Linked DNA regions of Mus musculus: region 2 is linked to region 1. The links are chromatin loops, found by intact Hi-C in ENCODE. Cell type or tissue: left cerebral cortex. All regions are shown on one strand.

Evidence for each region. Hi-C counts contacts between places; a loop is a spot of excess contacts. Peaks named below come from ENCODE experiments on the same cell type or tissue, not always from the same donor. Only the 100,000 strongest peaks of a DNase experiment are listed, where the experiment ranks them.
Region 2: it touches region 1 in a loop (2.7-fold over the local background); 2 of 42 quality-filtered maps call a loop at or near these places.

Annotation. Positions count from the first base shown.
Region 1 is chr4:123,683,904-123,686,403 of GRCm38, forward strand. It overlaps Macf1 (microtubule-actin crosslinking factor 1), which reads right to left and starts at 457. Exons shown (of 98, transcript NM_001199136.1): 1 at 67-457. The coding sequence starts at 286. In left cerebral cortex, no CTCF peak of the experiment used is centred here; DNase peaks (open chromatin) are centred at 1,370, 1,834 and 1,974; H3K4me3 peaks cover 1,659 bases; H3K27ac peaks cover 2,500 bases.
Region 2 is chr4:123,749,131-123,751,630 of GRCm38, forward strand. Akirin1 (akirin 1) reads right to left here and starts at 1,169. Exons shown (of 5, transcript NM_023423.3): 1 at 818-1,169. The coding sequence starts at 1,034. In left cerebral cortex, a CTCF peak has its summit at 1,243; DNase peaks (open chromatin) are centred at 85, 502, 1,213 and 1,809; H3K4me3 peaks cover 2,052 bases; H3K27ac peaks cover 2,064 bases.

The DNA of each region.
Region 1 (2,500 bases):
GCACACTGACCCAGACTCCCTCAACCCTGCAGCAGCCAGCTAGCAAACGCTGAGGATCATTCTTACCAGCGACTCGGACCACGGCACGTTCTGCAGGGTCCAGCACAGAATCCTGGCTTTTCCGCTTCTTCTGCTCATGCAGTGGCAGGTTCCAGGGCAAGGTGTCCCCAGGGGGACAAGGAGACAGGCTCCCTGACCGCTCACTCCGGTAAGACCTCTCACTCCGACATGACCTCTCACTCCGACAGGATCGCTCACTGAGCGTTTCTTCATCAGAGGAAGACATGGTCCAAGCAAGAGTGGCTACAGGAAGGACCAGATGTCCTGGGAGAAGGGATCTGGAAGAGAGAAAGAATACATGTGAAGGATAAAATAAAATAAAGGATCAAGAGTCACACAAGGATCCTGGCTCTGCCTGCTACTGACTTGACTTGACGTCTTTACCTACTTGAACCTCAGTTTTTTGTTTTGTTTTTTTTTTTTCATTTACAAAACGAAATAGCACATGCCAAGACTAATTTATGAGGCATAGGGGAAAATTATATTAGGTAACATACACACACATACACACACACACACTCATATATGAGAGACAGAGAGGAAGCGAGAGAGATGGTTAAGAGAGTATACTATCCTTGTAGGAGACCTGACTTCCATTCCCAACACCTGCTTCTGGCAGATCACAACTGCCTGAGCTATCTGTGACTCTAGCTCCAGGGAGCTGAGGCCCTCCTCCAGTCTCTTCAGGCTCCAGTGCTCATGCACACATATCCATACACAAACCACACACATACACAGAATTAACAATAAAATAAGTTTTTAGCTAGGCCTGCCTGGTAGAGCATGCCCGTAATCACAACACTCAGGAAGCAGAGGCAGCCAGAGCTCTGTGAGCCTGGTCTACATGGCAAGTTCCAGGCTAGCCATGGCTACATAGAGAAATTGTCTACAATAAGAAAACAAAAACAAAACAAAAAACCCCAAAAACAAACAACAAAAACAAAAATACTGTGTGAGTGTTAGCATTTACTACTGATTGTCAGGCAGAAAAATAGGAGCTTAAATTCTACTCCATTATCCATTATTATCCATTAGCTATATGTCCCCAGAGAAGCCATTTAATCTTGTCACCCTCGACATTCTCACCTATAAAATGGAGATGGTGCTAGTTAGCCTCCCATCTCACAGGGTTGTTTGCAAGAACTAAACTGGTTCCTGCCATTTGATGCCAGGTAGCCAGTAAGCACTCAATACAGAATCTGCTTTTACCTCCCCCTTCCTCTCACCTCCCAGGAATGCTATAAGGATAAAATGGGACAACAGATGGAAAGGATTTTCAAAAGCTCACGCAGGGTCTCATCGGCAGGCATGGAAAGAGGCGTGAGCTAGAACAGGTGGAAATTCCCGATTCCTCCAGCACACAGATTAGACACGGCCCCAAACCTGAAGCAAGGTAGACCTGGTGTGGCCACTTACAGTTGTCGAGATCGGGGTCAAGTCACTCCACCTCTCAGGGACTCAGTTTCATCATCTGCACAGTGGGGGAGGGACGGTACTTCTCCTTAGAGGATATTTTAAGGACACCGCGAAATGTGCATGTAAACTTAGCTGGTTCCATGTATGTCACACAGCAGGCATTAGATAAAATATTCATTGGCTCATTCCAAGGGCTGTTCGGGAATAGATCACACAGCGTGGGGGCAGGGGTGATGGTAAGGACTGGCAGGTTTTCTGGTCAGTTTAGCTAGTGGAGGGAGAAGAGTGGAATCACTATCATTTCAAGCCAGCTGGGTTCCACCAGCCAGACTGGGCAGCCTTCCCTCAGCCGGGCTCAGTTCACTGCCCAGAACCATCTGCTACACATGGCCCACCACCCCAAGGGCTCTCAGAGCCAAGCTGGTGCATGCCTTCAGCTGTCGGCCTTCCTATAAGGCCCAGATCTAGCTCAGGTACACAGTTCTGTTGGGGCTCTAGAGTCCAAGGAAGGCAAGAGCTGTCTGTCAACTTTTCCTTACGGGGAATATCTGCATACTGAGCTGTGCAGAGCAGGAAAGTGGCCTAAATGGCTGGGTCTTTGGCACAGCTCCTCCTGGATTCTGGGAATCTCAGCTTAGAAGCAGCAAGAGGCAGAGACTGCCTCCTGGGTCACTGACATCTCTCCCAGAAGCACAGAACTCAGACAAAAGAACCATCTTACGGTGCAGGGGGGTCTCTATAAAACCCATGGCAGATAGAACAGCTCTGCCAGGACATTCCTGTGCCAGGAGCGTATGGATCTTCTCATGGAACACTCAGACCCTCTCTCACCACCGAAAGAGTTGAAAGATCCAAGGACTGGCACAGCTTTGCCCTTTGTCGCAGCATTTGCCCCCAGTCTCACCATTACTATCTAGCACCTACTTGCCACCTTTTTTGTCCGTTCAGGTGCTGAAGTGACAGCCCCAACCTCCAGGAAACTCGGGCTGTGCTATCCTACCCTCAGCGCTGGGCAGGAAACTGC
Region 2 (2,500 bases), 65 kb after region 1:
TTTGAGGGATTATTTCTGGGATCCCTCTAATTTGCTGAATATGGGTGCTGAAGCGCGTTCCCTCCTCCTACTGCAATATGATAGGCATCTTTACTGCCCCATGAGTCCTTCTTTTTGCCTTGTCTAAAACGAAGTGCCTTACTCAAGTCGAGTCACTGTATTAGATATTTGAATTTTGAGTACAGAATCTCTGTATACTTAAGGATTCTCAAATACTAGCCAACCAACTACCCACTTCAAGCCATACCCGAAACAAGACAATAGCCACACGATAAAACAAGGTCAGTCCGTCTCTTAAGAAATAGTCTGGTTGAAATTGCATTCCATGGCTTCTGCTCCCTAAAGAATTCTAGAAATCAAGTCTTCCTAAAAGCACCTTGCGGCGCTACATACGCTCACGCCCCTTCCCCTCTATCCGTCTCCCGCCCCACTCATGGCTGGGTTCGTGAGCAGAATCCAATTTTCCATGGCCCACTGGATCTCCCGGGAGGTTCCGCACAAGCGGAGGCAGGAGGGGCTTCAGGGACACCAAGAGCCTTCGGCGGTCTGGGGTATCCCCACCTCATTTTGGTGCCCACCCCTCAGACTCTCCAGCTCCAGGAAACCCGAAAACCGACACTGTGGGGTCACTGCCCTTCCCGGATGTCTCTCGTCCCCGGAAGCAACCGGGCCCAGCAGCACCCCAGTTCCTTTTTCTCCCAAGGCCGATATGGGGTGCGGAGGTGATCTCGGCCGGTGTCCACGACCCCCGCACCCTCCCCGCCCCCCACGCCCGGGCCTGGCTTCCTGCCAAGTCCGCAGCAGCAGCGCAGGTTACCGGGAGTTGGAAGACGACGCTCGCTGCCGGGTGGGGCAGGCTGCTGGAGGCTCGCCGGCGGCGTCTGCATCTGAAGCGGCGGCGGCTCGGCGTCCGGGGGCCTGAGGCCCGGAGTGGGGCCGGGCAGAGGGGCGCAGCGTCGCCGCTTCGGGGAACCGGGGCTCAGCAGCGCCGCCTCGAACTCCATGGGCCGCTTCAGTGTCGCCCCGCACGCCATCCCGCGGAAGGGCCAGAGACCAGACGCAGACGCGGCAGCAAGGACTGCCCTGGATCCAACTCTTCAGCTACGGCTCCCAAGCCAAGCCGGCTCCAATGGCGCCTCCGGCACCCGGCAGCCGCGCTGGCCCCGCCTCCTGTGACGTCACGGGCGTGCGCCACCGCCCGGCAGAGGGGAAGAAGTCGGAAAAGGGCCGATCCGGGAGGCCCGCGAGCCTGGGCTCGGCCCATGGCGCCCCCTGCGGAAGAAGTAGGCCGGTCTGGGCGGAGAGCGTGGTCGCCTAGCAACACCCCCGCCCCCGCCCCTCCCAGGGCCCCCCCCTTCACGCTCTCTGCCGGAGTGGCCTGGGAGGTCTTTCGCACCTGCGCGGCAGGGGCCTCGGGGGCGGGGGATGGGAGAGACCCTGGGAGACCGGGGTTCCCTTGGCCGCGTGACCGATAAAAGAGGTGATTCTAAAGGGTTATCAAAGGATTTTGTCTTGAGTCCCAGGAAATCTTCACAAACATAACCGGGTTATCTAAGGATAGACTTTATTTAATCCACGAACCCTGTGCAATCATGGGCAAAATTGGAAGGGGAGGTGTGTTACAAATGAATGTATTTTGGGGATAGATGACCCGGCCATTAATCGGATCACTAAATGGATATGTGTTACGCAAAAAAGGATTAAAAGGAAAAAAAAAAAAACAAAAAACAATCCTACCAGAAAACTCACTGGCTTAAACTGTCTAACCAAGTGATACCAGGGTGTTAGGAACTTCCCCTGATAGCTGATTTGGCAGTTGGCTTCCTCATCCGACTTGGCAACTCAGACTGGTTCTTCCTCGGGTCAATCGAGATTCTCTGCCGTACTGTTGGCTGGAAAATGCTTTTGATATTCAGCAAATGAATAGAAAACAGGGAGGTTCTGCTTTAGGGAACTCTGGTTGTAATTTTCCTGGGGAGTAACTCCAGTGCTTTCAAATACATCAATAGAGTCATCAGAACAACACCTCCACATTCAAAGCCTTTCTGTAATTATTTGTATATTAGTGGCTGTGATTCCTGTAATCTGGCTTTAACATTATCTCTGTAACAGATTTTTCTAGAACAGTCCAAATTTTAGATACTCATTTCTAATTGCCAAGATGGCTGTCACAGTACTTCAACACACTTGGGGTTAGACAATAAAGGCATACTATCTCCAATCTTCCTCCTCCTTCTCCGCCTCTTCTTCCTTCTCCTCCTGTTCGTTTTGGTTGCTTTTCTCTGAGTCCTCTTCCGTTTCTACAAACTCTTTAAAGATCATAACATAGGTCATATACTTTCACATTTATTTCTGTAAAATATAAGACAGCACAGCATACCAAATTGCTGGTTTTCTGTTTGTTTTGCCATATTGGGATTCAAGCCTCCCTAGGCACATTACCCATGTTAAGTTTATTTTAGCACATTTATTGTCAATATAGATGTAACGTGGTTTAAAC